Regions from separate parts of the Mus musculus genome. Here regions 1 and 3 are each linked to region 2. A link is a loop called in an ENCODE intact Hi-C map of the cell type or tissue named here. Cell type or tissue: left cerebral cortex. All regions are shown on one strand.

Region 1 (8,000 bases), 62 kb after region 2:
CAGATGAGAGACTTACTCACTGGAGTTTTCAACTGCATCAAAGATTATACATCGTGATTCTACGGATACCCTTCCAATTTCAGAAGAAATCTACCATTACAATCACCACACGAACTCATTTAAAGGAAAAAACACCAGTCTTTTAATGGATCTTGTAAAAGTGTTTGGAAAAAACTTACCTCTGAGAACAATGTAAAGGCCTCTACAAATGTATCTTCATAAAAGCAACATGAAGGTCAGGATGCGCCAGTCAGAATCAACCCTTGCACAACTCTAGTGATTAACTGGTTTTTCTTTATCTGAACTTTTTAAAATGTGTGTGGATATTTTACCTGTATATCTATTCACCATGTATGTGCCTGGTGCCCACAGAGACCAGCGGAGGGCATCAGACCCCCAGAAACTAGAGTTAAAGATGGTTGCCAGCCACCATTGGTGCTAGGAATCAAACCTGAGTCTTTGTGAGAGCATCCAGTACTCTTAACCATTGAGCCAATTCTCTACCCTCTGACTCAACTTTTAAAACAATTTTTCTTAGTGTCTGCTCATTGCATGAACTGATGTAATTCATAATACTTTCATTTAAATATATCATGCTCTTTGACCATAATATATATTTATAGTATATTGACATTTTATATTTATTATATAACCAGAAAGTATGCACCATAGATATTCACACACTATATTCATAAATACATATGTGCACATATGTGTCCAGAAAGCATATAGCATATATACTCATATATATCTGTTTGATTGGAACCCCTGCTCCTTCACATACACATGCTGGGAAACCCTGTTTGCTCCCTTCCCTTAACATCGCCTGCATAGAGAAAACTCCAGGCTAACATTTCATCATTCACACCCTCGCCTCAGCAGTTCCGGCAAGCCATCCAAGAGTGTCCACCCAGGAGTTCAGCTTTTGACCATATTTGGACACAATCCTAGCTTCTAGCTGACATTCATCACCCCTCGCCTAAGATCTATAAAACCCCTTACCTTGAACAGGGTACACAGTGTCCATGTCCCAGATCCTTGAGCTGCCCGCCCCCCAGTAAACCTGACTTTATACTTTTAATTCAGCTTGAATTGGCTTATTTCATCGGTAAAGAAAACCTATTAATATCCATAAACACATATACATGTATATCTCTAGAAAGTATGCTTAATATCCATAAACACATATACATGTATATCTCCAGAAAATATGCTTAATATCCATAAACACATATACATGTATATCTCCAGAAAGTATGCTTAATATCCACAAACACATATACATGTATATCTCCAGAAAGTATGCTTAATATCCACAAACACATATACATGTATATCTCCAGAAAGTATGCTTAAATCCATAAACACATATACATGTATATCTCCAGAAAGTATACGTCATCCCCTGACCGTGATTAGATGATCAGGAAGTCCTTCAGCACTCCTGAAACCCCTGAAAACTGATGCTCCATTCGATTACCTGTTACCATCCAGAGAGAACCATATCTGTGGTACCTCCCAAGGAAACACACACTGAGAGGCTTTAGTCGGAAGTCCTAGGGTACTAGGGACAGGACCCCTCCAGCTGTCTGTTCTTGCTGCTTGGCTTATGGACGCCCTCTGGACTCTAGAGTCTAGAGCAGTGTCCCTAACCTTTGTAATACTGTGACCCTTTAATACAGTTCCTAATGTTGTGGTAGCCCCCCCCCCAACCACATTATTTCATAGCTACCTCACAACTATAATTTTGCTGCTATTGTACACTGTAATGTAAATATCTGATATGCCACCTTCCAAAGGAGTCTCCACCCAGGTTTAGTTCCACCAGTCTAGAGTCAGCCTTTGCTTTGAACCCTTGACCTCACGTGATATTCAATCAAAACTTCCCTTCCTGTCCTGCCGTATCAGATGCTGCTAATGAGCCCCTGTAACCCCCTGTTTTCCAGCAGGAGCATACTATCAGCAACTAGACAGTCTTCCTAAAGGGAGACTATTCAGAGATTGTCAGTGCCTAAAGCTAGCTGGCAGTCTACGTTCACTGAAGTTTGCTACTGTCTTTGTGTGGCCACTGCCTAAAGCCCTTGTTAGAAAGATCTAAACTCTTCCGACTGGGATTGAGGTTATTCATGTTGGGTTCTAATCTGCCTCCAGCCATTTTCATCCACATCTCATGCAGACTGACTTTCCGCCACTCGGTACACCTCTGTATCTTTCTTCTATCTGGTCTGTCTGTTCAAACCACCCCCCCATCCCCCCATGCCTTCTCCCTATCACATATAGCACCTACCAGGAAATAATCCTCACTTCCCATGAGACTCTTTTGCATCATTGTTTCCTCCCCAGCTTTAGCTTTCTCCCTCCTTCTTGCTGGCTGTGTATACTCCTCATCCTTTCTGTGACTGCACTTTCTGCCTACAGACCTGCCTTCCTCATCAGACAGAGGGTGCTTCCAGGTTAGGTGATGGAACAAGCTCACCCTAGCATCCATGGCTGTTGGTACACAGTGAATATTCATTACATCTTTAAAAAAAAGATAATCCAATGAATAAATCCAACCAAAGAAGCTGCCACCCTTTAAGTTTGGAGGGATTATATGTGCCTTAATAAATCATAAATAAACTAAACGCACTTTTACAGTGTGTATTTCCCCCCCCCCCAAAATGTTGCTTTGTGCAAAGTTGGTTGCCAGATAACCCACTCCATTCTTTTTCTATGCTTAGAGACAAGCATAGCCTAATCACCTTCCTGGGATTTCTCTCTCAGGTCACAGAGAGTGACTAAAAATGTTTGGGTTCTTTTACCATTACCAGAAAGATATCCCTACAAAATCAATTAACCATCAATTAGCTATAGAGCCCCCAGAGCCAGAATTATCAGAGATATTTTGTATGGGACATTGTACCAAGAGGAGAACTGAGACCTGAAGAAGGGAGTTACCACCGTGGGAATTAGTAACAGAACTCCCCCAAGTCTGCTTGTGACCATCTTACCAAACATTCTCAGTGATATAGATGAGTTCTCCCACCCACAGACAAGCCTTTCACACACTGACACGGCGATACTGTGGGTAATTATCAGTAAGCGCAAGCAGGTTTGGATCCTAATCTGCAAAACAACTGACAACACGCAATGACCAATAAGCTGGTGTTGTTACTGGAACACACTGAGTTGTGTGTGGAGCAGGTCCTTCGGAAGCAGTCAGTTCCTGGGCTCTGTTTTTGTTGTGCACCTAGATGTGCATGATGGCATCTTCCCTGATTCTTATTAGTGGCATACGAAAAAAAAAAAAAAAAGGAACTTTAAAATCCGGAGGCTCCTATTGTTGTGCAGACACGTGACTCTTATCTAAATGACATTAAAACTGTTCAGATAGCGGATGGGAAGCAATCAAGCCTGTACCTATTGCATTACGTAGGGAAACCAACGTAGGCTGCGTTGCATGTCATCAAATGCCCCACATGTGACATACAGAGAGAGTGACATAATCCAAATACTCGACAAAAGCATCCCACGGTGACAAATGCATCATTTCTGAAGAGGAAGAGAGAGCAGATGGCTCAGCAAACAATTGTAGAACAGCCAGATTCCCCCTCCGCACCTCCAAAACCAAATTGCCTCCCAGTGTCTCATCTGAGGCCCCAGGGAAACTCAGGAGCACTCAGGGACCGCATTAGCAGCAATGTTGGGAGGAGTCCTCTGTCCTGGTGCCCTGGGCTTAGACCCAAAGGACATGAGCTCACAGTAAGATTCTTGCTTTTCTTCTTTGTTACCTGAAAGCAAGCTGCAGAATTTTCTTATCCACTATATAGGATTGACACCACTCTGGAATGTGAGATATTAGAACAGCACTGTTTAAGGAAGTGAAGAGGTATAAACGTGAAGTCTATTTGTTAAAAATACAGACTAGTTGAAATTTACAGAAGCCAACCTAATGCTCATAGAATTTATCGCACGCAGGGTTGGGAGAGTGTTAGCTGTGGCTGGTTGCACATTCACAGATCCTCGCTAGCACTCGATGGAGTTTGGTTGTCTCTGTTTTAAAAGCTGCCGTGACTGTGCTCCCATCGCAAGGCAGGCGGGATATGCCTGTTTGGTTCATCCTTCATCCAGGAATGTTAACAGCTATTTCACATCCGCTGTGTGCAGCACACTAGCTAAGTGACAAAAGATTGGCCTTGCTTTGCTCGCTACCATTTGAAAAGATTATTATCTCCTTTTTCTTTTGTTGCTATTACTGAAAGGGCAAGCATGGAGGGAAAACAAAATAAATATATTGCGAAAGGCTGGAGAGGCTATTTCTGGATGATTTGTGCATCAGACTAAGAAATGACGGCTTACACTCATTTTCAAAGCTGTGATTATTTGGATGTTGACTGATTTAATCTGCATACTGGCCTTATTAAGTAAGAATTAGTTCTTATTCCTATAAAGCTGGGACACAAATCCAAGTCTACAAAGCCTCTGTGCCAAGTTGGATGATCAAGGTGGAAAGACAAAGGTATCTTTTCGCAAGAAAAAAATCATAATTAATTTCTAATATTCTAAAGCAAATTGCCCGAACAGTCAACATCCAAGACTCAACTATTCTTAAACCCCACTAGTGGTAGAAGAGCACCTAAAACAGGCATTAGAAAAACCATGATTGTGAACTAAGCAACTTCAGTAATCCTCTCTGCCAGTTTTAATTCCATATAATATATTTATTTTATTGTTTTTTCACTGACATTCTGCTAATGATAGTACAGCCTCCCAAAACCTGAGACTAGACCAAAATAGTAGAACATTAATTGGTGGATCAATAACGTACTCTACTCTTCTGTTTGCATAAATAGACGTTTTGATGGCAATCTTTGGCTCCGATGGTGACCAAAATAGACTAACTGATCTTTAATAGATGTATATAATAAGAACCACAGACAATATGGCCTGAAGAACATCATTCCTCTATTCAGGCAGAAGATAGGGATGGAGGGAGAAAGGAAAGTGGGGAATTCTTAGAGCAGCTGCTCCTTGTAGACCCTAGGCTGGGCTCTCTACATAGTTTAGTTCTTGGAAGTTTCATGACAACCCCTTACAAAGGAGGAAGGAAATTTTAAAAATTGAACTTGAACCTCACTCCTCAATAAGAAGCCCATGGCTGAGCCTATAGCTTAGATGGTAGGAACCAGAGACTGGGTGGCCCAGAGACCTAGGGTAGAACCAAACATGACTGGCATTAAAAAAAAAAAAATCAAAGGAATGATTCCTACTCTGCTGTATTCACAGATCAGTGCCCTGCCCAGTCCTCTTCAGAGGCTTCCCCAGCAGCAGATGGGAGCAGATACAGAGACCCACAGCCAGACATTATGCAGAAATGGAGGTCTTCATTGGGTCCCTCCCGTGAAGATCAGGGAACTCCACAGAAGAGGAAGAGGAAGAGGAAAGACTGTAGGAACCAGAGGAGATGGAGGACTCCAGCAGGTTGTAGCCTACCCAATGAATTAAACAGGGCTCACAGGGGTTCACAGAGACTGAATCAGCAAGCAGGGGGCCTGCATGGGTCTTCAGGAGCTCTTCTGCATATGTTATGGCTGTTAGCTTGGTGTTTTTGTGAGACTCCTAACAGTGAGAGTGGGTGGTTCTCTGACTTTTGCCTGTTCTCAGGACTCTTTTCTTCCTATTGGGTTGCCTAGTCCAGCCTCAACATGAAGGCTTTTGCCTTGTCTTATTGTATGTATCTTGTTTTGTCCTGTTTGGCTGTCATCTCTTAGATGCCTGTTGGTGCTATAATTTTTCTATTTTGCTGGGTTCTTATATCGACCACCATTCCAACCCTCATTCTACCCTAATCTCTTCCAATCCCCTAACACAAGATAGACAAGAAAGAAGGTTGAGGGTAAAGGGGGACATAGCTCTCTTTAAACTACTTCCTGCTGCTTAGGGACATTGAGTTCCTGGGGCAATGCTGGTCTTCATCATCAGGATATCAATTTCTTCTTCTTATCTCTTTGTTCACAACCTCTTGACAGACTACAGCAATAGCATCCTCTGGAGCCTCTCAGGGCTCTGGCCTTTTTAATGCCCTCTCATGAGACCCCAGAATTCCAAATATAAACTCTTTTCAGCAGGCAGAATCACACCCCTGCCAGAGTAGAAGACAAATCACAGTTAGATGATGTGGACAATCTGAAGCAGCCCCATATCCCACATCTGGGATTAAAACAAAAACATATTCACATAACATAATTGGGTTTTTTAAGAAACCAAAATTTCTCACTGGGGAGGTCTGCTCTTTTCTGAAGAGGAAATGGAGGGAGAGTGGGTCTGGGGGAGAGGGAAAGTTGAGGGGTGGGGCTGGGAGGGATGGAGGGAAGGGAAACTGTGGTAGGGATGTATTATATGAAAGAAGAATGTATTTTCTGTAAGAAGAAAGAAAGAAAAAGGGAGAAAGAAAGAAAAAAGAAAGGAGAGAGAGAGGGAGGGAGGGGAGGAGGGAGGGAGGGAGGGAGGGAGGGAGGAAGGAAGGAAGGAAGGAAGGAAGGAAGGAAGGAAGGAAGGAAGGAAGGAAGGAAGGAAGGAAGGAAGGAAGGAAGACTCTGCTATGGCAGAGATAGCACCTGGGCATCCTGAAGGGGCATCTTTAGAGAACCTGGGCGTCCTGAAGGAGCATCTTTAGAGAACCTGTGGTTCCAGACTGATGCTCTGCCAAGGTCACTTACTCCTTGACAGAGTGAACCTGAGAACAGTGAGGGTAATGAAGGAGTCTTTGTAGCATCAAGTTGGGTGTTCTAAAGAGAGAGTAAAGTGTGAGATGAAAAGAACTAGCAGAGTGAAGGCTGCATTAAGAGTGGACAGTCAAGTGACAGGGGGAGGGAGGTACAGTGAATGGATGGACAAGTGATAGGAGGGGGGCTATAGTGATCAAGTGACAGGAGGGGGGCCATAGTTTAGATGTTGACTGTCCCCAGTAGCTCATGTTTCAAAGGCTTGGTTCCTGGTTGGCAGCTTTGGAGTTGAGGTCTTATCAGAGGTCCCTTGGTCATTGAGGACTGTGGAACCTGGTCTCTGCTTTTTCTCTCTTTGCTCCTATGACTGCAGGCTTTGCACCACCACAAAGTCCTTCCATGATACGCTGCTGAGCCTACCATCCAAAGCACTGAGCTAAGCTGGATCTTGGTCAGTTAGATAGAGCCCTTCCTTTTTTTCTTCTGTCATGCAATGACTTGTTTATCACAATGACAATTATATGGTAACATTGCATAATTATCTCTACAGATTGATGGGTGTCACTGTGACATTTCCATGGATGCATTGATCGTTCTTTGATCATATCTATTCTCCTTGCCTCCTTTCTTGCCTTTCCCTTCTTCTTTTCCCTAATAGAAACACCCTTAGTAGTAGTCTCAATTTTATTTTCAGAACTTTTTCTTTTATCATCTAATTACCTCAGCTATTTTATAATAAGTATGGAAATTTGACTAATAATGCTCAATACAAATGAGGTCAGGGGAAATGACTTTAAGATTTAGGATATAGTCCCTCTCTTAGAAGAGTATCACCAAAAAACAGTTATTTGCTTTTACATGATGATATATTTATAATCTTTTATCTAAGCACATAAAAACAAAAAGAAGAGTGACCATCATCCCACTATGAAATAATTAACTTGTTTATTTCTAACATTTTTCACCTAGTTTTCCTAGTCTTCTGAGAATAGTTTGCATTCCTGAAGTCACAGTATGCGGTTTTTGTGCTTACTTTTGTGTTTAAGATCGGTATTATCACTTGCTTCTGTCTTTAAATACGTCTGGGACCAGTTGATCTTGAATGCTGTTGAGACATGAATGTTGCTGACAAGGTCATCACCTCATTCTCCTTGTATATTGCTTCAGAACTCAGCACAGGCATTGACAGAGTGGTTGCTGGTGCTAGTTTTCTTTCCTGTGACAAAATAGTGACAAAATACCTGAGAGCACATGAGGAAAGTGTTTTCAGCTCACAGTTTCAGAGACCTAAATGCA
Region 2 (8,000 bases):
CGAATTATATATAGGCTCTTTATCATGCCAGACACGTACACTCAGGAATATTTGCTGCATCTGTAAGATACTTCCCCCATCTTCCACCTCATCACCCACAACCCCATTGCTTCAGAGTCAGCAAACTATAACCCACACACAGTTTTTGAAAATAAAAGTTTTTTTTTTACTAGCATTCATTTTATATCAAATTCTCCATTCTATTGAGAAGCTGTGGTAGAGAGACCTTACTTTCTGCATTTCCAAGCCATCTCTTCCCCAGACTTTTGGCCAGCCTGATCAAGAAGGTCAAAGTTTCTTCATGTGCCATAGAGAGACAATAACCAACATCATGTTGTGAACATAGCAAATGGATTATGAGTAGAAGTTGCTCCACGGAGTGCATCCACCTCAGGTTGAGCCTTGAGGTGTCAGGTGATGATGGGGAAGGATGAGGGGCCATCCATACCTGGGGGTGGGAGGGGAGTAAGAATGACCTGTTCCAGCTAAGATGATACCCAGTAAAGAGGTTCACAAATTCAGAAAGCAAGAATCTGCCCCCAGTAGACCAATTTCTCCTGGCCTCTAAGATAGATACATTCCCCATATGACATTCATTCAGATGGGGCTATGGCTGCTGGACAGAACAGTCTTGTTCCTCTCATGATGGATATTCTAAGAGGAAGTCCCTTCATTAAGGCCATGAGCGGATTTGGTAATTGCTGGCTATGAATGATGTTTTTTAACTTGATTTGACAGAGTTAACATGAAAACCCCCAAATATTTTTTCGGTTAGCATTCTGGATGGTTACCAAAATGGACTTTCCTTGGGTATGTCAGGGAGTCCTGAGTTGCATAAAGACCCAGGAGAAGTGTGTCTGAGGCAGGCTTGGGCATAGTCTCGGGATATCATGGAAGGAAGCATTGAGACGGAAACAAGCTGAGTGGTCAAGAGGAGAGGCTGTTGCTCAGGATTGAGAGCCACACTGCATGGACAGTGTGCTGCCCATGGCTGGAAGTGCAGGACAGAAACTGTTAGAAGCTACACACCAGGAACAAGCTAATATGGATGAGAGGTCCAGCTGACTTTGTCAATCTAGCTCATTTCTTCATAGTAATGAGATGGGTTTCTTCTTAGTCCCAGGAAAGCCCGTGGAACTTCAAGCTTTCAGCATAAGCCAGGAATGACGATGACTCTAGCCAGGACTCCTCATATCCATGTGGTACCCTCTCTACCTGCCCAAGCTGTAGGTACACCACTCCAACCATTCCTCAGGACTACACTGGCACAGTGCTCTGGACCTGTAGAGAAGACAGAGGGTTGTTAGTCCAGTTATTCCAAGGAGAAAACAGGCCTGGAGATGAAGCACTATATGGGCCCCACCAGGAACACACAGAGAAAGGGAGTCACCCACAACCGCCTCCCTCCCCTAGCCCTGAAGCCCTCTCCCTACTACACTGTCTGGATGGTGATGACCGTTTAGCTCCCAGGACAGACCATAAAACTGTGGAAATCCTTGTGATCCCTACCAGCCATCCTAGGGCCTGCCCCCATGTGCCATCGACACACAGTGATACATCCTTGCCATGGCTGGGACTAGGTACAAAATATCCCCCCTCAGGGTTGTGTGAGTGGCATCCCGCTGCTCTGAGAATTAGGTGACGTCTCCAATACTGGCATGGCAACAGTGAGTGCTAAGGAACGCTCAATGCTGATATTAGTGACTGTCATATTCGTATTGACAGAACCCCACTGCTGCTTCCAAACAGAGATTGGATTTGGGTCCTGTGGTTAATTTGTCTCAGAAAGCATCAGATTCTTTGAAGGCTCAAACTGCCCCTAGATGAGGAACAGTTATCCACAAGTGACCCTGTGATATCGCCATCCCTATGTAACATACTAAGAAGCCTGGACCATACTGCATTTAAGAGAAGACACTTGAGGGCTTGAGTTGCACCAGACAGGCTTTAGATCAGGTGCTTTCTAAAGAACCCTCTGGTAATGTAGCCTTGGATCAGATGGGGCCAAAACTGGAGGCTGGAAAACTGGAAAGTGTAGGTAAATAGCCGTGGCTGGAGACAGAGAGGCCTGAATTAGGGCAGCAGGAATGGAGAGAAGAACAGGACCTAGCAGGAGAGTTTGAATGAGGAGGGAAAAATCTGCTCTTCGCTCCTGGAAAAACAACTGTGAATCAATGATACCATCTTTATCCTCAAAGGCAAACAGATCCTTCATTAGTGCTAGCAATTGAGAGCTGTGTGAGGTTTGGTACCCACTAGCTGCTAAACATGTATATAAAAGGAAGCACACCATATGCTGCGGTGAGTTCATGCCAATTGGCCCCACTCACATATATACTGCTTTAATTTTAACACTTCATTTGAACAAAAGTCTAGTTCTAATGAAGCTCAGGATTCCCAAAGAGATTCTTCCTGCAGGCCAGTGTGTCTTGATGTCTTTCCCCAGTACTGAAATGTCTCTCTCTCTCTCTCTCTCTCTCTCTCTCTCTCTCTCTCTCTCGACAACTAAGGCCTGGATTCAGATGTCAAGTCAACCAACAGAACAAGTCACTTCCGGGACAGGTACGAAAAGGTGCCTCAGAAGGCAGTGAATGCTCCATTCACAGAGGCATGCAAAAGCCTGGCTCGGCCACTTGATGGGGTTGTTGCCGAGACGATTCAGGCATCGAAAAGCGAGCGGGATGGGGATGTTGGGTTCGATGACTTTTAAGGTCTTTGAAAACCGTGGTATTCTAAGAGGTTGAATCATAAACGTAGTGCTGGCAGATCGGGGGAACCCCACCGTAACGGCAGGGTGAGAATGAGGATCTAAGATTTTTCACATAAATCTAGCAGCTACAACCACGTCAGAGAAGAAATCTGAACAGCTGGTCAACCAAGGTGGGCCAAAGGCACTCAAAGCTTGACTTCCACCACTGTCCTCAGAAGGTGGCACCACCCAGAAACTCCTTTTAGAGATAAGGGCTAGGAAGACTTAGCTTGTCCCTTCCATATAACTGACCTCATGTCTCCTTTTACCTGGGCTGTCAGGAAGCTCATAACCACATTTGCATAGGGAAACAGCAATCTTGGCATCTTTTGTCTGTTCTTCATTTGTGCCTTTCTCTTTCTACCTCACCAATATCTAGCTTCTTGTATAAACCTTCTGTGGTCCGTCTGCCTCCCCCTTTTTACCCGTAGTATACCTTTCTATTGAATACTTCCTGCAAGTGACCTTAACTGCTCTGAGAAACAAGGAGGGTATAAATAAGAAAAGACAACAGCAAACTACTGCCTGAGAGGCACATCAGCAACTTGCCTAGGTAAACTGAGGAAAAGGCAGGAGGACATCGGACTAGATCCAGAAACTAAAGTAGAGGAAGCAGGGGGCTTTCCTGGGCTCAGTTTCCCCTTCTGTAAGGTGACAAAGGTGACAGATCAGGTCTTCATGGGCATCTCTAGACGATGTCATGTCCAGGTGTCTCCTGCCTATAGACGGTGTCCTGGACTTCTTAGTCCTTTATTTTAACAACTCACAGGTGTAGCATCTGTTACCTTTCTTGTTAGGTTCTGAACACATTCTTGTGGTAACCAGTATGCCTCTCACAATCTTAGGATAGGCATACTCTCGGTGATGGGGGGGAGGAAGAGAGAGAGAGAGAGAGAGAGAGAGAGAGAGAGAGAGAGAGAGAGAAATGAAATAAGTGTAGTAAAGGAGAGAGAGAGAGGCATGATCTCCAATGGAGTTCTATCCACAGAGCAGGACAGGGAAAATGTCTTCACAGCAGGACCAAAGCCCAAAGGCAGGAAGAGCATAGGTATTGGGATAGGATATGAGAACCATAAGATCTGGCTCCAGCTGCCTCTGGCATCAGCTCTGTGACACTCTTCCTATTCAGCTGTTAGTGACCATACCTCAGCTCAGCTCAGAGCCTTCTGTGAGTCAGGCCCAGGTCTAAGTGAGAAGGATACAGCCAGCTACAGGTACCATCATCTGCAGCCTGGCCAATGTACTAGAGAGAAACTAGTCATTGAATATCATCAGCCTGGACGGGAAGGTTGGCTGGCAGTACAGGGAGCCACCCTGTTCTTCACTTTCACTTTGTATAGTTTCTGTACCTGAAAGGAACTCCAGTCCAGAAACACTACATGGAAAATTCTAGAAATGAACTACCCATTAGTGATGAGTAGCTTTTACTATAAGCTACTGGAATCATTCTATTTTACTGTTAGTTGTTCTGTTAATCTTTTCAAAAGCTGAATTTATAAATTAATCACATATGCATATGTAGAAAAAAAATCACATTCTGTCTAGAGCTTGGTACCACATAAGGCCTCAGGCAGCCAACTGGGAGCCTTGAAAATACTCCCCATGGGAAAGGAGAGGGTGAGGAGCAGCCAGTACTACAAGGCTCTGTAGTAGACAGAGAGCTCTCTTGGTAAGGTGACATTTTAACACCAACAACAGAGTAGAGAGGCAGTGAGATATGCAGATATCTGGTATGGGGGTGTCGTAGGCAGGGAGAGAAAAAATGTAGGTGCCTGAAAAATAACTATGCTATTTCTGAGGAACTCAGTACAAGACTTGAGAGGAGATGGGGGAAGGTGGTGAGGGACTGAGAGCTGAGCTGACAAAGGATACAGATGCAAGGGGCCTTGTTCAAAGCCTTGTCCAGTGGACTCAGGAGGCCACTGGAAGGCTGTCAAGTCAGCCAAACCATTCCAGCCGTCTGAGCTCCTTCTACATCCCGGGAAAGTAGATTTCTGTTTACATGTGCTCTGCCCTCTGCCAGAGTCCTTACCTTCATTCATTCTGTTTGGTTTTGTTGAGAAAGCGGTCTCAGCACATAGTGCTGACTTGCCTAGGACCCAGTCAGTAGGTCTAAACTATGCTATCCTCCTGCCTCAGCCTCCGACACGCTGAGACTGTAAGCATGCCTCACCATGCTCTCTCCACCCCCTACCCATCTATTTGCCCCCACTGGGGAAGCTGGTTTTGACTTCTAAATAGATTGGAATTCCCACTGAACAACCTCGTCATCCCATGATTCCCCTTCCCCCTTTTTGTGGCAAGCACCAAAACTACCATTCCACCATCATGTGAATGAGCTTCATCTACTACTATTTTTTTTTCCATGAGGTGAGGCTGTGTCTATGCTCTGGACCTCGGGTTTCATCAGGACCCAAAGCCTGACTTTTAAGGGACTCAACAAATCCTCAAATGAGTGGGAGAATTAATGAAGTGAAAGATAAGGATGACAGCCACGGGGGAAGTGACTCCAGCCTGCAGACCATAGAAAGACCACAGGCAAAACACATGACAAATGTGGTTCAAGGTACGATCACACCAAGTTCCTGACAGCTGTGGGCAGGGATGCAAAGGAATTGAGGCTGGAGGCAGAAAGGAGAGAGAGAGAGCTATTTTTAAACCTGTATGGTGGACTTTCTATGTCCTGTGTATGATTTTCCTAGGAAGAGACTTCTGTTACAGAAGCTTACATGAACTTAAGGACCACAGAGGGCCCGTATGTCTGCCCTTGAGATGTTGCTAGAGATGGTAAAGCAGTCCATGATTGTTAATATGCTGACCAGACAACAAGTATTGTGTAGCAGCAACCACAGCACGTAGTTGGGGAACCTGTTGTGCTCACTTACTTGCCTGTTCAGTCTTCATCCTTGCAATAAACATGGTGAACCCCACGGAGGGCTAGGCACCATGCTTAGGCTCTGTTTATTGCATACCTGTGCTAACGTAGATGGAACATTTATCTTTTCTGAACAAAGAGGAAAAGGGAGAGTTCTTGCCTATTAAAGAAAAGTATGTGGACAGAGAGTAGAGCTGATGCTTACCCAGCAATGCACAAAGCCCCTGGATTCCACTCCCAGAAGACATAAACAGGACAAGATGGTGCATGCCTGTAGTCCCAGCGCTTTGGGGATGCAGACAAGAAAAGTATTAGAAGTTCATGTTCTCTGCTATATAACAAGTTCTAGGCCAGGCTGGGCTGCATGAGACCTTGCCTTATGAAAGATACACACACATACACACATACAGAGAGAGAGAGAGAGAGAGAGAGGGAGAGAGAGAGAAACAGAGCGAGACAGAGAGACAGAGAAACACAGAGAGAGAGGCAGAGACAGAGACACAGAGAGAGACAAAGACACACAGAGACAGAGATAGAGACAGAGACAGAGACAGAGACAGAGACAGAGACAGAGAAAGAGGCCTCAGTTCTTCCCCTTGAGCCTTGAGTTTTGTGTCCCACTTAACTTCTGGCTCTGATTTGAGTGGCACACCACAAAGAGGCTGCCATTATTTTGCTCCTTGCTCCCCAAACCTTCCTCCTGCCCATACCACTTGGACCATTCCGTTCTTCAACATTAACTCCTCCACATAACAGTGGTTGTTGGTTTGCTTGCTTGTTTTGAGGACCATATTTTGTTTTCTTCCTTCTGTCTCATCAGACTTTGGCTAAATGTCCAGACTAGAATGGTAAATGGCTAAAAAGGTGACAGGCCAAGCCAGATGTTGGGGTACACACCTGTAATTATGTGGCTAAGACAGGGAGGGGGTGGTGTAAGTTTGAGACCAGGGTCAGGTCCGTAGCAATTTCCCAAACACTCTGGATTACATAGTGAGGCAGTGCTCTATATCCTGCCTCACGAGGAAAAAATAAAGAAAACCAGGAGTCAGCAGGCTACTAAAGGCAGTGGTGGCAGACGGGAACCTTAACAGACTTTTTACTATGACCCAGAAATGATGCTCACTAACCCAGGCAGGATCATTGGTAACTATAGACTCGGTGGCATTGAGGGGCAGAGAGGTATCATGGGAGTGGGGGAAGATTTGGGTCAGTACCTTTCTCAGAAGCTTGCGTGATGGTTCAAAGAGTTTATTTTCTTTAATAAAATTGCATGCAGGTCATGTCTTTTAGTTTAGAGGCCGGTGCCTCTTACCAATATGACTGTGCAGAGACATGCTCAGGTCTCGAGAAACTGAGTCCCAAATGACTCAGGCTGGAAGATTTTCATGTCTGGGACTTCTCTGCATCTGGAGAATGTTAACTAGTACAAACAAAGACGTTCGTCCCTGTGTCGTATAGTCATCCCAAGTGCATGGAGGCCATGCTGCTCGCTACACCACGTATACACTGCCTTAAGAAGTGATCTCTGGTGGCGGAGTACCGGCCTGGCCAAGTTCTATGTAATCCAAAGCACGCGTAGCTTCAGAGGAGAAAGCAGAAGTTGCTTTTGTGTTCCCCTTGGCAGCATCCCTCAGGGTGAGAACTTGACTGTGTTCACAAGTAATAATCTCATAGGCCATTAGAGGTCAAAGAAAGGCCCAAAAGACACAATGAAGTGAAGGCTGATGAAGGCTAATGTCCCTCTGATTGACAAACAGCTGCTGTTAGAAGCAGTGTGACATGCTGGGTCAGCATCAATAACAGGGCCGAACTGTTCAGTGAGGCCAAGTATATGAATCTCATCTCTGGGTATGGGGAAATGCTCGACACACCATACATACTTGTATGAAAATGTACTTCTGCAGCACAGTATCATGTTAATGAATATAAACAATACAAACAAAAATAAATCTTACTTTTATTTTGAAGATAAGGAAATGGAAGATCAGGCGGATTAACACACAGGGCTTAAGAAGCTAAATTCTCAGCAAGTTTGCTTGGTTCCAAAGACTAAAATCCTAACCCTGGACAGACTTTCTCTTCGCTTCTGGCTGCCTCTTACTTAGGAAAAGTTTGATAAGTCTCATGATGTCTTTGACTGAATTTTAAAACCATATTTTTCAGACATACTAATAACAGTTGTATGTAGCGAGGAAGGAGAGAAATGCTTCTAGCCACGGGGTATAAATAGCATGCTGATCTCCGTCTTCAGAAAGGGACCAGAAGTGAGACTCCAGCAGGCGGAGTGACTGCACGTGAGGGAGCAGCCTCTTTGCACACATGGGCACACATTGCCGAAATGGGATTGGAGTCGTCGCTGCCATCTTCTCCACTAAC
Region 3 (8,000 bases), 210 kb before region 2:
TGACACATACCATAGTGTGCATGTTGACACACACACACACAATTCTGAAGAGAGATTAAATTGTTCAGTGAGGTTCCTTGCTCTCTCATATCTTGACATTCAGTCAAGGGTCTATTGCCTGTTTGGAAGCTAGGAGCTGCTCCTGGTTGTACGTCTCCCATGTGACCTCCAAAGGCCCTATTGTCATCAGGATTTCTCATTCTTTATCCAATGCCACCTCTTTTCCCTATGTAGCATATGTTCATACACGCATCATACCAGTAACACATTGTCTAATACATAATACACACACACACACACACACACACACACACACACACACACACACATGCACATACGCACACATGCTCACTTTGCACTCCAGCTACTGCCTTCACCCCTGGATTTGTCCACCCTGACCTTACTCCCATAGAATCTTTTATTTGCCCTCCTCTTTCTGGTGGCTCATCCTTGGCCTTGGCCTTATCCCTGGGATCTAAAGCAAAACCTGTCTCTTCCAGATGGCCTTGTGGGTCCTTCCCTAGGGGCTTTACTTGGGTGCTGCCTTGTTAAGCCAGCCTGGCAAGTACAGTGATTTTACTCTGGCCTGGCCCTGAAGGCAGGTCCCTTCATTATGTCCCATCTACCCTCTCACCCATTTTACTACAGTAGAGCCTTGGAGACTGGCCAGATGGCAGCTCCCTGCCCTCCACCTGCTACACAGGCCCCCCGAGGATGTCCTAGAAAACACTTGCCACCTCTCTACCTTAACAGCTCCAGATCTCCAGACGCTTCTGCTTTCCAGGTCCCCTGTGAGCACGAGATGGGTTTCTTCCCCCAAATTCTTAAAAAGAAAAACAAGAACCTGAATGGCAGTCGGCACTGGCAGAAGTTGGCCTCTTCATTGTGAAGTGAGGAAGGAGACTGCAAAAGGAAATGGGAAGACAGCAGATATACAGATAGCCGCGCTGGTGCTCATCCAGGTAAGTCTACCTGTCCTGGCCCCGAGTGGCCCTGTCCTGAGCTTGGCTGGTCCTGCTGGCTCCCGATATTCAGCACAGCAAATGGAAGGCCTGAAAAGCAGGCTGTGGGGCAGATGGTATCTTCTGTCTAGAGAAGCAGAGCATAGTGGGGGGGGGGGGGTTAGGTGTCCAGAGCTCAGCTCCCAACCATGTTCTGCTCCCTGTTGATGGAATAAACTCGAGTAACTCTCATCTCTTAGAAACTGGTCATTCTGATCATTCAGATAAGGCCCTAAATCAAATACAGTCACATATGGGCATTTTAGGCAGTATACCTGTGCCCAACAAGTGTGAACTGAAACAGATCTAGGCTATTCCTTCAGACTAGCCTTTCAGGCTGCCAGGAAACAAGCAGAGAAAAAAGATTTACAAAACTCAAATCTCAAGGGGGAAATACACACACACACACACACGAAAAGAAAACCAAAATCTAACCAAAACAAAAACAAAATCCAAACACCAAAACAAACAAACAAAAAATATCCCCCAACCAGGACACAGCAATCTCTAGGAAGCAAAGTAAAAATTTGTCACAAGAACACGGGTTCAGGGAAAGAACAGATTGTCATTAGCTTGTACTAGAAGAATCAGAGTGTCCCTGAAGTTTGAGCCACAGCATGCTATGTTAGGAACGCTTACAGCAAGGACCCACCAAGGTTTTCTAGATGACATATACCATGTGATTTCCATTGGAGAATGGGGAGACTTCTGAGGGCAATGCCAGCTGCCAGTCACTAATCAACCATGAGCTTGCACCTTTTCGTGTATGCTCCTTTCCCCATTTTCGCCTTGTGGGTACACATATGTGCTTTTGTGCAATGAGTTGTCGCATGGACGAGGGAGGATTCAGATTTTGAAGGGAGACACTCCTGGTTCAAACCATGGCTCTGCCTGTGTCATCTTATTGGCATGGTGAGGAGAAAAACTGAGCTGGAAAGAGGATGGTACCTCCATCATCACTAGCCAATCGACCTACCCATGAACTCAGTGACAATGGTGGCAGTCAGAATGCTGCGTGTACATTGCTTAACATAGTGTTAATAGTATCATTATATAACATTACAACATATGTACACACGAAGAGAAATGCTATCCTCTAAGGCACATATGACATGTGACATGTGTGTCTCACAGGCAGATAAACATGCTTGACTACACATCTAAATGCAGCTTATACATGCACCTTAGCTCTGTAATTTCATGGAGCTGGGGGAAATCTTGTTTTGCCAAGTTGGGGTTTTGAGGTCTTGCTGAGTGTAAGTTCCATAGTGTTCCCAGTCACGGAATTGTGGGTATAGGTTACAGGTTTCTGAAGTGGTGGCATGGGCTTGTGGTCACATACCTAAAGTGGTTGTCGTCCATGGAAAAGATGTGAGGATAAAATACCTTGCCAATGAGAGGATGCCTTGGAGATGGGGACCCCAGTTGACTGAGAGCCCTAGAGGTTTACACCCACAGTTATTAAAGCCACATTTCTAGTAGCTGCTTCCAGCCAATCAGTGACTGAGTGTGGCAGGGATACAAAGCTAAACTTATCTCCAAGAGACAGAAAATGTGTCTAACAGGCCATGTTGGTACAGCAATCCTGAAGCTTTCTAGCCTGCTGAGCATCCAGGATCCACCCATTTTCCTTCCTTCCCACCCCAGGTCAGATTTGTGTATTGCCATGTGTCTCTTGTCCTCTCCTGGCTCCTCTCAGGTCTCTCTTCACATTGGGCTGTCCCAGGGGGACATCTTGAAATACTGTGTTTCTGTTTTAGTGTCACAAGGAAGCATTAAGTTCCAGCTCCCCGAAGGATCCCTGGATGAAGTCTCCTGAGCACAAAGGACAGAGAGACAAGAAGGGCAGCCTCGTGTACCTCTGACCATGTGTGTTGTACTGCTGGAACCTTCTCAGCCCTTGCTGTCAGGCCCAGAACATTCTGGAAAGGTGGAGGTGCAGGCTGGACAAGCTCTGTGAATTGCCCAAGGTCATGAGATTGGAGCCAGAGTCAGAGCCTGGTTCGGAACCCAAGGCTTTCTGATACCCCAGTCGTCTTCACTCTCTATCTCTCTATCTCTCTGCCTCTTTGTTGCTCTGTCTCTGTCTGTCTCTGTGTCTGTCTCTGTCTGTCTGTCTGTCTGTCTGTCTGTCTGTCTGTCTGTCTGTCTCTGTCTCTGTCTCTGTTTCTCTGTCTGTCTCTGTCTGTCTGTCTGTCTCTGTCTCTGTTTCTCTGTCTGTCTGTCTGTCTCTCTCTCTCTCTCTCTCTCTCTCTCTCTGCTTGTGCTGTCCACTGGATGTCTTCTCAGTAGCTCTCACACCTATCTTATATCTATAAGGTTCCCTAGGACAGGAAGGTGCCATTTATCAGCCTGCTTCATAGATGAGAAGCTGAGACTTGAGCTAAGTCAGCTGCCCGAGGTCTGGGCAGGAACCAACTCAGACCCATGTTGTTTAGCTTTGCTGTGCTACCTTAACCTCTGCCAAAAAACACCCAAGATGCTGCTGCCAATAATTCACACCTCTCTTCTCTTTCTGGAAACACTCACCTCAGAGCAGTGAGGGACCTGACTATGCCCAGCACCCAGGGGCTGGGGCCCAGTGTGAGGCTGGGGAGAAGCCACGTTCGCCCATACTGGAAACCCAACACCAGCCTCCTTCTTCTCGCTTGAAAGTGCTCTAGAGTTTCTGTGCTCACAATGCATCCCTTTGGAAGGCTGCCCTCCAAGGGTTGCCATGGTGACTATTTTGGTACTGCATGCTAGAAAAAGCTGAGGCACCTGCTGGTCACACCACCAAAACTTGTCTCTGAAAAATCAGCAGATGGCGTTTGTCAGAAATTCCTGCTTCTTGATTAATTTGGGAAAGAGGAGAGTGTGTGGCAGTGCCAATATCCTTTAACCTGGATGGTTCGTGTTGGTGTTGGGGGAGAAGATGGAGGGCAACTGTGTGGAGAACCTATTCTTCTCACATGCTGGGTCACTTTTTTCCCACAGAGGCAGAGAAATGTGGTAGTTTGGAGTCTGGTGAGCAAAAGAAGGCGAAGGCCATGGTTTTGCTTTCCTATTAAAGGGTGTTGGAATTTCAGGTTCTGCTCTGAAAAGGTTCTATTGAAGCCTGAGCTAACCTGGAGCTCACCATATAGCCCAGGCTAGCCTCAAACTCAGCAAATTGACTTGCTGGAGCCTCCCAAGTGTTGGGATGGGAGGCACGGATACCAGGATTGGTTCCATGGGTTCTGAAACTAGGTCTCAGATTGGGTCTAGTGTTTTTAATTAGATGAGTGGCAAGCATGGCTTGTATTTAAATCTCACTTCTGTCACTACCAATTGTGTGACTAGCAATTTCCCCGTCTCACCTGCACCTCTGCTTCCTCATGTGTAAAGCAGGGATGCTAATCTTTATCCCACAGAAATTCAGCACAATCTTAGCAGCCCTCAGCCTCGGCATGGGAGGACTGGCCACTTTATCGGCGGTTTACACAGAGCTTTGTAGCTGGGCTTATGAAAACAAACCAATTTCGCTGTCAGCCTAAGCAGTGGTATTGTGACTGGAGCAAGACAGAAAACACAACAGAAACTCCTGGGTGCCCATTGTGCAGCGTGCCCCCCATGTTAGCTGTCTTCTTCAGCTTTCCTAGGAACTTACTCCCCCACTGCTCTTACGCTGGCAGTCAGGCACCCTGTCACCGCTCCCGTCTGTCACTTCCTAGCCTTTCCTAGGAAGCTCTGACTATGGGTGTGGGGGCAGCTCCTGAGTTGTGCACTGCCGACCACTCAGGGGACAGACGCCAACAGGAGGTGTGTGCGGACTTAGTTATGTGGCTTTTAGCTTCCACCAGTTGCTTCTCTATGGAGAAGAAGGCTCAAAGTTCCCACCAGCAGTTTCTCCTTACCATGAGCGTGATAGATCAAGGTTGGCAAAATGGAGGTTCCTGTTCGCTCCTGTGTGACCAGGTGTAGCTAGCCAATTTCTTCTCACTTGGCTGGAGGGCCTAAGAATCTTCTAGAAGACAGTATCCAAGGCAGCTGCTACTAACTGAACAGAGCACAGGAAAGTAAATCTCTTATCTTGATATACAGGAAAGGAGCAAGGAATAGAAGTCAAAATAGGTAAGGCTGCTTGCAGTGTTGGCTTTAACTAGTTGTGTGAGCTTGGGTGAATCTTGTCCCTTTCCAAGGCTCGGTTTCTCTCTTTGAAATGCATTGAATTACTTTTCCTAGTGTATTTTTGAAATAATAAAATAAACTAAAAAAAGATAATACAGAAAGCAACACATTGGGATTGTATGAAACAAACAGAAAGAAAAGAGGCCAAGAGATGGCACGAGAGTCGAAGACCCGCTCATCTCTACACCCAGGAATCCCGCAAAAATACCAAACTGGAAGCCATAATATACACTCAAAGGATCTGGTGCAGACCTGCGCAGGCCCCATGTTTGCTGCTTCTGTCTCTGTGAGTTTATGTGTTTTGATCATGCTGATTTAGAGGGCCTTGTTTCCTTGGCATCCTCCATCTCTTGGTCTGCCGCCTCTTCTATGAGGTTCCCCCGAGCCCTGAGGATTTGATGAAGATGTCCCATTCATCGCTCAGTGTCCCACGGTCTCTGCCTCTCTGCATATTGTCTGGGTGTGGCTCTCTGTATTTATTCCCATCTACTGCAGGAGAAAGCGTCTCTGACAGTGGCTGAGTAAGGAACCCGTCTGCTTCCCTGGCCAGCGTCTTCTGCCTAGCTTTAAGTCTCAACATTCTTCCCTGCCAGCCCCTCCCCCTCTCCCCCCCATACACACACTCTCCCATCAGGTGGGCTCCCAACATTGAACGCAAACTCTGATCTGTTCCCTTCCTGGGACTTGTCCAAGTGATCAGATTTTATCAAACATCCTGGGATGGCCCAGGGCCAAGTTAAACACGCTCAGATGGTTGGAATTACCAAATTACAGCATGTTTGTGCAGAAAGTCACCTCATCACACGCTGAGCTGAAGCGTCCAGAGGAGAGGTAGAGAAACCAGAACAAGAAGGCTTAGAGAACTTTTCTCGAGGCCATGCAGCAAGTTGGGAGCTGATCTGGTCCCTCTCTGGGAACCCAGCAGGCTTGAGAGCAGATGCTGTTGATTTTGAGAAGGGCCAAGAAGACCCTATCAAAAGGCAAGCCAAGGAAGATGTTGTGTTGGCTTTGCTGGGGCCCTGACACCCCGTGGGGTGTGCTGAGTGAGGTTCACTGTACACAGCTTAGGAGGGCAGTCAAGGAAGGCCTGTGGAGGTCAGACACCGAGCTCTGCTATGTGACCCAAGGGTGATCTTGGATCCTCTGTGGGCTTCATTCTCACCTGTAGGAAGAGGTGATTTGTATGGACACTGGTTCTTACTGTCCCTCAAGCTCTCACAGCAGCTGCTTCCTGGAGGCTGTCACTTCATTGTTCTGCATCAGCAACAGCATCTGATGCATTATATTTAAAGGCTTCACAAGTGACTTGACTCTATCATCAGCGCCAGCGAGTTGAAAGGTGGTGTTGATGGTTAATCTCGAGTGTCACCTCCATGGGATCTAGAATCATATAGGAGACAAATCTCTGGGCTGTCTGTTCAGAATTTTCTAAATGAAGTTACTGGAGGTAGGGAAGACCCACCCTGAATCTAGTTAGCATCATTCCATGGGCTGCAGTTCAGCTTGGAAAGGAGAAAGCTTGCTGAGTATCAGCATGCATCCCTCTGCTTCTGTCTGTGGAAGTGATTTGAGCAACAGCCTTCAGATCTTGCTGCCATGACTTCCCTGTCCCGATAGACTGTGTTCCCTTGAACCATAATCCAAAATCAACCTCCCTCCCTTAACTTGCTCCTTGTTAGGTGTTTGGCTACAACAATCAGGAGAGTAACATATACAGCCTTCCCTCAGAATGTACCCCGTGTCTTAATCAGAGCCTGTGGCTAGTCCTCTACTTGGAAAAATAGCCTTTACAGGTATTCAGTTGAAGGTCTTGCAAGGAAGAAAGTACTCTGTATTATTGGATGGCCTCTTCATTTAAGTGTGTGTGTGTGTGTTTCAGGTATTGGGGGAGAGAGATGGGGTTGTTAACTGACAGAAGGAGACAGTGTGACAGTGGGACCAGAGACTTGGAGTGATAGAGCCACATTTTTGAGATGCTTGTAGCCATAAGAAGCGGAGAGCAGCAAAACATGGTCTGTCATCTGCAGGTGTCCGAGGTGGCATAGTACTGCTGATGTCTTGGTTTGGGACACCTGCCTTCTAAAAGTGGGGTAAGACAAATTTCTATTGTTCCTAATCCCACAGGCACATAAACCAACCTCTTCACCAGCCATATGCATCTATGGATGAGTTTAATTTAGACGTGGGTGAGGAAGCCCCACATCTATCTGCATCCTCCGGCATCAGTGGATGTTTGAATGCAGAGTGGCTGTTCTGTGCCTGAGAATACTGACTGTGGATGCAGGAGGGATCTTAGAAGGCCTTTATTTTTAGCTGGCTACTTTAAAAAATTTAAATAATTTTTTATTTTTTTTTCAAAAACACTAAAAGGTTTTATTTTAGTATACAAAAAAGTAGCTACTTCAAAATATACTTTAATGGTAAAAAAAGGTTGATAGTAGTTTTGCTTATTTTAAGAAGTTGTACTTAGATCCATCTCAATTTCATTTGGGTGAGTAGCCCAATTAATTTTTCTCAATGAGTTTACATTATAGAACATTCTAGAAAAAGTAAAGTTATAGACTAAGAGATTTTAAAGGAGATAAGTTAGCCTTTTGCTTTCTCTTCCAAATGACATTCAGGTAAGCCCTTTCACCTATTATAGTTCACTGAAAATTTTCTGCAAGCATACAACAGTTAACACCATGCTTGCCTTTATCCACCCATAATATAGTAGATAATGAGTGAAAGGTTAACTGTCTTTGGTTTTTCTGAGCAATGCTATAATAAAACAAAATAATGCCAGTCATTTAGTTTTTTCTCCTAAAGTCATGCGTATCTTTGTTGTTGTTATAAAAGATACCACACCGA

Evidence for each region. Peaks named below come from ENCODE experiments on the same cell type or tissue, not always from the same donor. Only the 100,000 strongest peaks of a DNase experiment are listed, where the experiment ranks them.
Region 1: a loop joins it to region 2, with 4 times the contacts of the local background. A loop is called at or near these places in 3 of 42 quality-filtered maps.
Region 3: it touches region 2 in a loop (2.3-fold over the local background); 3 of 42 quality-filtered maps call a loop at or near these places.

What each region holds. Positions count from the first base shown.
Region 1 is chr4:47,878,237-47,886,236 of GRCm38, forward strand. No RefSeq gene overlaps it. Among named protein-coding and RNA genes, the nearest start is that of Gm46853, 72 kb to the right of the region's middle. In left cerebral cortex, no CTCF peak of the experiment used is centred here; DNase peaks (open chromatin) are centred at 3,540 and 3,995.
Region 2 is chr4:47,816,292-47,824,291 of GRCm38, forward strand. No RefSeq gene overlaps it. Among named protein-coding and RNA genes, the nearest start is that of Gm46853, 130 kb to the right of the region's middle. In left cerebral cortex, a CTCF peak has its summit at 2,628; DNase peaks (open chromatin) are centred at 2,273, 2,656, 3,984 and 4,487; H3K27ac peaks cover 327 bases.
Region 3 is chr4:47,605,173-47,613,172 of GRCm38, forward strand. Gm42284 (a long non-coding RNA gene) reads right to left here and starts at 905. Exons shown (of 3, transcript XR_881261.2): 1 at 845-905. Gm32487 (a long non-coding RNA gene) reads left to right here. Exons shown (of 3, transcript XR_390552.3): 2 at 785-962; 3 at 2,762-7,463. In left cerebral cortex, a CTCF peak has its summit at 3,783; DNase peaks (open chromatin) are centred at 3,718, 4,190, 4,419 and 4,662; H3K27ac peaks cover 1,282 bases.